2 separate regions of the Homo sapiens genome follow, and region 2 is linked to region 1. Evidence: read pairs that join two places in POLR2A ChIA-PET (ENCODE). Cell type or tissue: PC-9. All regions are shown on one strand. Links, peaks and the distances in the headings refer to the core of each region. The heading gives the core; the rest is flanking DNA. Region 1 has its middle 6.2 kb from the start of LINC03011. Region 2 overlaps LOC105375336 (a long non-coding RNA gene).

Region 1 (5,382 bases), core at 284-5,283:
TTGGGGGATGGGAGGGGCTGAGGAGTGACTCATTGTCAATTCCCATGGCCACTGGCCTTGACCCTTAATCCAGACACCGATGGAAGTTGACTTTTCATATCTTTCTCCTGAAATGAACTGTTTTAAATTGGAACATATTTTGTTAAAAAAAAAGACCCCCAAACCCCAAAAACAAAAACGAAAAACAAAATACCCACTAATAGATCCCTCTACAGAGTCACCAAAAATCCTAAAGCTGAAAGCACTAACAATGCCAAAGATTAGGAGGATGTGGTGTAACAGAAATTCATACAGCTCTAATGGGAGTTTACATTGGTGTACCCACTTTGGAAAACTGTTTGGTAGTGTGTGGTGGTGTTGGTAACACACTCAGATCTCCCTATTTTATTTTTTTGAGGCAGAGTCCCACTCTGTCGCCCAGGCTGGAATGTAGTGGTGTGATCTCGGCTCACTGCAACCTCTGCTTCCTGGGCTCAAGTGATTCTCCTGCCTCAGCCTCCCGAGTAGGTGGGATTAAAGGTGCCCACCACCACGCCTGGCTAATTTTGTATTTTTAGTACTTATGAGATTTTACCATGTTGTCCAGGGCGGTCTCAAACTTCTGAGCCCAGGCAATCCGCTCACCTCGCCTCCCAAAGTGCTAGGATTACAGGCGTGAGCCACTGCGCCCAGCCAGTTCACTCTTTAGTAAAATTTTTATAGCAATTTCTCATTCCATAGTGATTTCAGTCACTCTCAACAAATTCACTTATAGTTATCAGTATTTGAACTTTTGCAGGTGTTGTCATAGATAAGAAATTTGGCCAAATGGACTCTTGATTATTGCAGTAGAAATTCTGCTCAAATTAGGTAACAGGCATTTGAAGTTTTAAAATTATGCAAACTGTGTTCCAAAAATTTCACTTCTAGGGATTTAAGAAACAGTCATGATTGTACAAATAAATGTGCTGTAGGGATGTTCATTTAAAAAAATGTATAAAACAGGGAAAACCTGTAAACAACCTAAGTGTCCTATAATAGAATTCATTAAATAAGTTATGATACATACATATGATGAAATGTATGCAACCATTAAAAAATGTTATGAGGGGCTAAGTACGGTGGCTCATGCCTGTAATCCCAGCACTTTGGGAGGCCGAGGTGGGTGATCACTTGAGGTCAAGAGTCTGAGACTAGCCTAGTCAACATGGTGAAACCCTGTCTCTACTAAAAATACAAAAAAATTAGCTTGGCTGGGCATGGTGGCTCACGCCTGTAATCCCAGCACTTTGGGAGGCCGAGGCAGGTGGATCACAAGGTCAGGAGATCAAGACCATACTGGCTAACGCGGTGAAATCCTGTCTCTACTAAAAAATAGAAAAAATTAGCTGGGCGTGGTGGCAGGTGCCTGTAGTCCCAGCTACTCGGGAGGCTGAGGCAGGAGAATGGGGTGAACCCAGGAGGCGGAGCTTGCCATGAGCCGAGATTGCGCCACTGCACTCCAGCCTGGCTGACAGAGTGAGACTCCGTCTCAAAAAAAAAAAAAAAAAAAAAATTAGCTCGGCTTGGTGGCTCATGCTTGTAATCCCAGCTACTAGGGAGGCTGAGGCAGGAGAATCACTTCAACCCATGAGGCAGAGGTTGCAGTGAGCAGAGATCGCACCATTGCACTCTAGCCTGGGTGACAAGAATGAAGTTCCGTCTCAATAAAAAAAAAAAAAGGAAAGAATATTTGACATGAAAGGTATTTTTTATAATACATACATTAAGTGAAAGAGCAGATTACACCACAGTACATATAGTGTATTTATATTTTGAGAAAATATATATTTTGAATATTGGAATTATATACATCCAACTAGTAATGTTATCCATTGATTCATGGAATTACAAGTGACTGTTTTTTCTGCTTGTCCCTATTTTCCAATTTTTCTACAGTGACTGTACTTGCAATAATTAAACATAGTATGGTCATTTAAAATATGTCCCCAAATTCTCTGATACTCTCTTCAAAAGGCGGAGCCCAGTTCCTATCTCTTTTAGTGTGGGCTGGGTTACGTGATTCCCTTCTGACAGATAGGAAAAAGCAAAAGTGATGGCTTGCAACTTTGCAAGCTACATCATAAAAGGTACTATGGCTTCCTCCTTGCTCACTCTTTGATTACTCACTTGGGAAAGCCAGCTGTCACACCATGACACCTAAGCAGCCTGTAGGGAGGCTCATGTGACAGGAACTGAGGCCTCCGGTCAGCAGTCACATGAGTGAGCCATCTTGGAAACAGGCTTTAGGTGACTGCAGTCTCAGAGGACAGCTTGACTGCAATGTCACGAGACACCCTGAGCCCAGATGACCCAGCTATGCCACTCCTGAATTCCTGACTCACAGAAATGGAGTTCCTAAGTAAATATTTTATTTATTTATTTATTTATTTATTTTTGAGACAGAGTCTCACTCTGTCACCCAGGCTGGAGTGTGGTGGTGTGATCTTGGCTCACTGTAACCTCTCCCTCCCTGGCTCAAGTGATTCTCCCACATCAGCCTCCTAAGTAGCTGGGACCACAGGTGTGCACCATCACACCTGGCTAATGTTTGCATTTTCTGTAGAGATGGAGTCTCACTATGTTGCCCACGTTGATCTTAAACTGCTGGACGCAAGTGATCTTCCCACCTCGGCCTCTCAAAGTGTTGGGATTACAGGCATGAGCCACTGTGCCTGGTCCTAAGTATTTATTTTCAGCCACTAGGTCTGGAGTAATTTGTTACATAGCAGCAGATAAATAATACACGTATTTTCTATAGCGATCATATTTATAATTTAAATTGAATTAAAAAGGTTGGGAGCAGTGGCTCATGCCTGTAATCCTAGCACTTTAGGAGGCTGAGGCTGGAAGATCGCTTGAGCCCATGAGTTTGAGACCAGCCTGGGCAATATGGCAAAACACTTTCTCTACAAAATACAAAAAAAAATTAGCTGGGTGTGGGCCGGGTGCGGTGGCTCATGCCTGTAATCCCAGTACTTCGGGAGGCTGAGGCCGGCGGATCACGAGGTCAGGAGATCAAGACCATTTTGGCTTTAATAGATGGTGAAACCTCGTCTCTATTAAAAATACAAAAAATTTAGCCAGACGTGGTGGCAGGCGCCTGTAGTCCCAGCTACTCAGGAGGTGGAGGCAGGAGAATGGCATGAACCCAGGAGGCAGAGCTTGCAGTGAGCCGAGATCGCGCCACTACACTCCAGCCTGGGCAACAGAGTGAGACTCTATCTCAAAAAACAAAATAAACAAACAAAAATTAGCTGGGTGTGGTGGCGGCGTGCACCTGTAGTCCCAGATACTTGGAGACTATGGTGGGAGAATCACCTGAGTCAAGGAATTCGAGGCTGCAGTGAGCTGTGACTGTGCCACTGTACTCCAGCCTGCATGACAGAGTAAGATTTTGCCTCAAAAAACATTTTTTTTGGCCGGGTGCAGTGGCTCATGCATTTTGGGAGGCCGAGGCAGGCGGATCACGAGGTCAAGAGATCAAGACCATCCTGGCCAACATGGTGAAACCCTGTCTACTAAAAATACAAAAATTAGCTGGGCATGGTGGCATGTGCCTGTAGTCCCAGCTACTCGAGAGGCTGAGGCAGGAGAATCGCTTGAACCCAGGAGGCGGAGGTGGCAGTGAGCCGAGATCACACCACTGCACTCCAGCTCAAAAAAAAAAATTTTTTTTTTTAATTAACAAGTTCTAGTATCTAAAATGAGCAAAATCGTCACGTGTGGTGGATCACACCTGTAATCCCAGCACTTTGGGATGCCAAGGCACGTGGATCATCTGAGGTCAGGAGTTCAAGACCAGGCTGCAGTGAGTCAAGATTGCACCACTGCACTCCAGCCGGGGAGACAGAGTGAGACTCCATCTCAAAAAAAAAAAAAAAAAAAAAGAAAAAAAAAAAAGTAAATATGCGTTTGAAAAGAACAGCATCAGCCAAGTACAGTGGCTCACGCCTGTAATCCCAGCACTTTGGGAGGCCAAGGGTGGAGGATAGCTGAGCCCAGGAGTTTGAGACCACCCTGGGCAACATGGTGAAACCCTGTCTCTACAAAAAATACAAAAATTAGCCAACTGTGGTAGCACAACCTGTAGTCTCAGCTACTTAGGAGGCTGGGGGAAGGATTGCTTGAGTCTGGGAGGTCGAGGCTGCAGTGAGCCATGATTGCGCCACCTCACTCCAGCCTGGGCAACAGAGCAAGAACCTCTCTCAAAAAAGAAAAAAAAAACATGCAAAAAGAAAACAAAACAGAACAGCATCATTTCCTTATCATTAGTTTGAAGGAAGGGAATCACTGGTAAAAGTTTCCATTTTCTTTTTTTTGAGATGGAGTCTCACTCTGTTGCCCAGGCTGGAGTGCAGTGGCATGATCTTGGCTCACTGCAAGCTCCACCTCCCGGGTTCACACCATTCTCCTGCCTCAGCCTCCCAAGTAGCTGGGACTACAGGCACCCGCCACCATGCCTGGCCAATTTTTTGTATTTTTTAGTAGAGATGGGGTTTCACCATGTTAGCCAGGATGGTCTCAATCTCCTGACCTCGTGATCCGCCCGCCTCAGCCTCCCAAAGTGCTGGGATTACAGGTGAGAGTCACTGTGCCTGGCCAAAAGTTTTCATTTTCAAAAAAAGCATTAAAATGTAGTGTGAGGCCAGGCATGATGGCACATTCCTGTAATCCCAGCACTTCCGGAAGCTGAAATGGATAGCCTGAGCCCAGGAGGTTAAGGCTGCAGTGAGCAGTGTTTGTGTCGCTGCACACCAGCAGCCTGGGCAACAGAAGAAGAGCCTGTCTCAAAACAACAAAACATGGTTTACCACAACCAACAGGAAAATTCTGGATAAAGCTATGTATGAAATATTTACTGCTCTGCTCAACAAGGTAGTGCAGAGGTCAAGGGCAAAAGTCCTGGGGTCAGGTCACCTAGTCTGCTGTCTAATTAGCTGTGTCATCTTTGGAAAGGTACTTGAACTCTCTGTGCCTTATAATTCATTTTCTAAAATGTGGGCAGGGCGTGGTGGCTCATGCTTGTAATCCCAGCACTTTGGGAGGCCAAGGCGGGTGAATCATCTGAGGCCAGGAGTTCGAGACCAGCCTGGTAAACAAGGTGAAACGTGGTCTCTATTAAAAACACAAAAATTAGCTGGGTGTGGTAGTGGGCACCTGTAATCCCAGCTACTGGGGAGGCTGAGGTTGGAGAATTGCTTGAACCCAGGAGGCAGAGGTTGCAGTGAGCCGAGATCATGCCACTGCACTCCAGCCTGGATGACAGAACAAGACTCTGTCTCAAAAACAAACAAACAAAAAGTGGATAGCAGTATCTACCTCGAAGAATTGTTATGGGATTGACAGTGCAGAGAACCTAGC
Region 2 (5,382 bases), core at 143-5,142, 460 kb after region 1:
TTTGATTCTCAACCAACTTATAATACATGATGCAATGTAAAGGCTGTGTAAATAGTTGTTGTACTGTGTTGTTTAGGGAATAATGACAAAAAGCAGTCTATCCATGTTCAGTGTAGAGGCAGCCATCCTAGGCCTAACTACATAGTACATGTCAGCAACAATGTAGCATTTTCTTAAACATTTTTTTTGCATGTTTTTCATTCCAGGTTGGTTGAATCTAAGGATGTGGAACCTGAGGCTAAGGAGAGCCGACTGTATAAATTCATTAGCTAGCATCCTAGTTGCTAGGCGTGTATATTTTCTGATTTTCCTAAGTGAAATGGTTTGAATCAAGGGGTTTTTGTTCTTGTAACAGCCTGTCCACTTCTGCCAAGTAGTCAGTGACTTCCTGTAACCAATCAAGAATTTTGCAGCCAGTAATTCATGGGAAAATGAGGTTTCCTGAGATAGACATGTGATTTGGGAGTGGAAGGGCCCTGGAGTGGAAAGGTCTGGAAGCCTAACTTCTGGTCCTCACCTGGTCTTCAACAGGAGGCGTGACCTTTGGAAGTCTGCTCCTTAGGATCTTTAGCAGAACCTTGAGTTGCAGATACAGTTGACCCTTGAACAACACGAGCTTGAACTTCATGGATCTCCTTATACGCAGATTTTAAAAAATAAATGCAGTTGGCCCTCCATATCTGCAGGTTCCACATCTGCAACCAAACGCAGAGAATGAAAATACAGTATTTGAGGGATGAGAATATACCTGCATATGTGGAGAGCTGGCTTCCTAGCTGCTGGTTCTGCAAGGCTCTCTGGGACACAAGCATGTTCGGATTTTGGTGTATGTGGGGGTCCTGGGATCAATCTCCGATACATACCAGAGGATGCCTGTATATTGTAACTCTATCAGACACTCCCAGAACCTGAAGCGAGGAGGCACAATGAACAACTCCTCTAAGTTTTTGCTACTTTTTAAAATTCTGATTGAGGAAATACCTACTAAGTAACTAATACATAATAATAATAATAATACCAGAAATTTCTTCTTTTTTTTTGAGACGGCGTTTCGCTCTTATCACCCAGGCTGCAGTGCAATGGCACGATCTCGGCTGACTGCAACCTCTACCTCCTGGGTTCAAGCGATTCTCCTGCCTCAGACTCCTGACTAGCTGGGACTACAGGTATGTGCCACCATGCAAAATATTTATATAGCAAAGTTAGGTATTTCTGTATATTAGGTATTTACTATTTGGCTAACTTTGTCTATAAATGATCATTGATATGGCTGGAAAGGTTTGTGTCAACTCTTTTATTCTTTTTATTTATTTGTTTATTTATTTTGAGACAGTCTTGCTCCATCAACCAGGCTGGAGTGCAGTGGTGCGAACTCAGCTCGTGGCAACCTCTGCCTCCTGGGTTCAAACGATTCTCCTGCGTCAGCCTCCCGAGTAGCTGGGATTACAGGCGCCCGCCACCACACCTGACTAACTTTTTTGTATTTTTAGTAGAGACAGGGTTTCATCATGTTGGCCAGGATGGTCTCAATCTCTTGACCTCATGATCCGCCCACCTTGGCCTCCCAAAGTGCTGGGATTACAGGTGTGAGCCACCGCGCAGCCCACTTTTTTTTTTGAGACGGAGTCTCATTCTGTCGCCCAGGCTGGAGTGCAGTGGCGTGATCTCGGCTCACTGCAAGCTCTGCCTCTCAGGTTCATGCCATTCTCCTGCCTCAGCCTCCCGAGTAGCTGGGACTACAGGCGCCTGCCACCACGCCCAGCTATTTTTTTGTATATTTAGTGGAGACGGGGTTTCACTGTGTTAGCCAGGATGGTCTCGATCTCCTGACTTCATGATCCGCCCGCCTTAGCCTCCCAAAGTACTGGGATTACAGTCGTGAGCCACCGCGCCCGCAGCCCACTCTTTTATTCTTGAATGTAATATATATAATTAGGAAAATGGACACTATCTTCTGTACCATCTTTTTGAGGTAGTGTCAGGATTTCTTTCTTTTCACAGCTGGAAATACTGATATTTAGAAAAGGTGGGTAATAGGTACTATAACATCCCAGTAACAGGACTGCAAAGAGGATACTCGTTTGCTAGCTCCCAAGAGAATGCTACAGGTTAAGTTGTTCATTGACTTCAGAAGCTGCCCAGTTTGCTTGTACCAGACTTTAGTTTTTCAGAGCATGACTTGATAGCATAGGCTGGGCATAGGAGAATTTGAGCAATTCTTTTCGTCGTTGCCTGCGTAAGAGTTGACTGTGTGGCAATTAATAGGCACTGTTTGCATGTGCCGTTTGTGTATGTGTGTGCTTCTGAGGAAAGTTCACCAAGAGATCATTTTGTTCTGTTTATTCGGAATTCAGTTTCCGAATAAACTGAATTGTTTATATCCATTTAATTGACTCACCAAGTTAAGCAAATTTTACAAATTAAATGTCAACTAGAAAGTCAACTTCAGTCATCTAATTCATTACTTAAGGAAATTAAGTAACTGCCTGCCTGTAGTATAAATTTAGACAGTCTTTAAAATGCGTTTGGAGTATTTGCTTTAAACACATGTAAATAAAATAAGTACTATTCTAAGTCCTACAGGAGAATATGAAGTTTTTGTATAGGTAAGCAGTTTCTGGAAATCTGATTGCATGTGAACGTATTACATAATACTAAAGTGTGAGCTGTAGAGCAGACAGTTCCAGCTTTGTAGAGATCTACAGCTTGTACATTTATAATTGCTAGATGTGTCCATTAAGTTCTACTAGCTCTAAAACACTTTTGAAGACCTGGAGCAGTAGGTCATGCTTGTAATCCCAGCACTTTGGGAGGCCACGGTGGGGGGGGAATCACCTGAGGTCAGGAGTTCGAGACTAGCCTGACCAACATGGAGAAACCCCATCTCTACGAAAAATACAAAATTAGCTGGGACATGCCTGTTAATCTCAGCTACTTGGGAGGCTGAGGCAGGAAAATCGCTTGGACCCGGGAGGTGGAGGTTGCAGTGAGATGAGATTGGGCCATTGCATTCCAGCCTGGGCAACAAGAGCAAAACTCCATCTCAAAAAAAAAGAAAAAAAAGAAAACAAAACAAAACAAAAAAAACTTTTGGGGCAAATGTATTTTACATCCTCAATTATAAGTTACAGTAATTTTATTTTTAACTTTATGGCATTCTTTATTTTAGTTTTACATTTTCATATTCCTTAACTTCTTAGCATGAAAAATTTTAAACCTGTGAAACAGCTGCAAAAACAGTACCACAAATACCTGTATTATACTCATTACCTGAAGTCACCACTTGTTAACATTTTGATTTGGGTATTTGCTACCCTTCCCCCTTCCCCCTTCCCTTCTTTTTTTTTTTTTTTTTTTTTTTGAGAGGGAGTCTCACACTGTCGCCTGGGCTGGAGTGCAGTGTTGCCATCTTGGCTCACTGCAACCTCCACCTCCCAGGTTCAAGTGATTCTCCTGCCTCAGCCTCCTGCGTAGCTGAGATTACGGGCGCCTGCCACCACACCCAGCTAATTTTGTGTATTTTTAGTAGATACAGAGTTTCACTATGTTGGCCAGGTTGGCTTTCTTTCTTTCTTTTTTTTTTTTTTTAATTAGAGACACTTGAGCCCAGGCTGGATCTAAACTCCGGGCTGAAGCGATCCTCCTTTCTCAGCCTTCGGAATAGCTGGGATGACAGGTGTGAGCCACCGTGCCTGGAATTCCCTTATTTCTTTTGCACAGGCATGAGCTTTCTCTCCATACACAGGTGCACACACTTACTTTACTGAACCATTAGAGAGTTGTAGACAGCAGATCATTTCACCCCTTCTTGGAAAAGGGCATTCTATGTAGCTACAGTCGCCTTATCACACTCAGGAAACTTAGCGCTGATATATCTACTATTATTAAGATACAATGTAGGCCAGGTGCGGTGGCTCATGCCTGTAATCCCAGCACTTTGGGAGCTGAGACGGGCGGATCACTTGAGGTCAGGAGTTGGAGAGCAGTCTGGCCAACGTGATGAAACCCCATCTCTACTGAAAATACAAAAATTAGCCAGGTGTGGTGGTGCATTCCTGTAGTCCCAGCTACTTGGGAGGCTGAGGTGGGAGAATTGGTTCAACCTGGGAGGCGGAGGTTGCAGTGAGCCGAGATCGTGCCATTGCACTCCAGCCTGGGCAACAGAGCCAGACTTTGTCTCAAAAAAAAAAAAAAAAAAAAAGATGCAATGTAAACTCACATTCCTTCAGTTGTCCTAATAGTGTTCTTTTTCCTCCCAATTCAGGATCCAGTGAAGAACTACACATTGCATTTAGTTGTCATGTTTCTTTAATTTCCTTTCCTCTGGAAGTTTACTTAGCTTCTTTTTGTGACATTGGCACTGTGACAAATGACATTGATATTTGAAGAGTCTAAATCTAACCCAGTTGTTTTGAAGACTGTTCCTCAATTTGGAATTCTCTGATTATATCCTCATGGATAGATTTGAATTAAACATCTTGGGGCTGGATTGCTCTGAGGGATGTCTTTCTCATGCATCACATCATTATTGGTGCTGTGAAATTGGATAACTTGATTAAGTTGATGTCTGTCTGGTTTCACCATATCCTGTTGCCAACAACCTGTCATTTAGTGTGGTTACAGTAACTTCTCAAGGGTAAAAACTGCCTTAAAAAAAAATTCCACAACACATACAGCCCGTTTAGGACTTCATAAAAAGGTAGATAAGGTACCTCTTGACCTTTTGTTAAATAAAGAAGGGCCTAGCATACATTGGCATTTTGTCAGAGTATTTAGCTGGGTTAAAAACAATTATCTTGCTGATAAAAGAAAATCAATGAATAAATCAGTTTCTGTCAGCCAGAGTCTGCAAAATGCAGTACCTGTGTAAACATCGATTGTTCTCTTGATCCCAAAACACAGATTCATTAAAACTTATGTGAAAGAGAGTTTTCCTCCTTTATATTTGTTCTAGAAGAGGCAAAGAATGTTCTTTGGATTCTTACATTACAGTATTGACTTTTTCAGTGGCATAGTAACTTGGAATGGCCAAGGACAAATTTTCGCAGAGCGTGCAATATTCTGAATGACAGAGAAGGGGCAATGATTTGGAAATGAAATTGTAACGGTGCACCTGGGATGGATCCGTTGGTCCTGAAGAGAAACAATATTCATATTTTTTCTCCAGTTAACTATTCCAGGAAGGGATGTCTTAACGCCTCATATTTTGGAGAGCACAGGGAGTTATAACTCAATTTCAAGCAAAGATAGGAGGAAGCCAGTGGGCTGATTTCCTGATTAAGCAGGCAAAGATGACATGTGGTTTGATTTGTCATTTTCAATTTTAAATGAGCTCTGTCACATGCACTAATTATGCATTGTCTTTCCTGTGTTAGATTCCTT

What was found. Peaks named below come from ENCODE experiments on the same cell type or tissue, not always from the same donor. Only the 100,000 strongest peaks of a DNase experiment are listed, where the experiment ranks them.
Region 2: POLR2A ChIA-PET joins it to region 1 with 11 read pairs; 6 of 35 experiments call an interaction of 5 or more read pairs at or near these places.

What each region holds. Positions count from the first base shown.
Region 1 is chr7:66,497,123-66,502,504 of GRCh38, reverse strand. No RefSeq gene overlaps it. Among named protein-coding and RNA genes, the nearest start is that of LINC03011, 6.2 kb to the right of the region's middle. In PC-9, for the core only: no CTCF peak of the experiment used is centred there; a DNase peak (open chromatin) is centred at 2,224.
Region 2 is chr7:66,033,838-66,039,219 of GRCh38, reverse strand. LOC105375336 (a long non-coding RNA gene) reads left to right here. Exons shown (of 5, transcript XR_002956511.2): 2 at 1,044-1,166. Among named protein-coding and RNA genes, the nearest start is that of ASL, 39 kb to the left of the region's middle. In PC-9, for the core only: no CTCF peak of the experiment used is centred there; no DNase peak of the experiment used is centred there.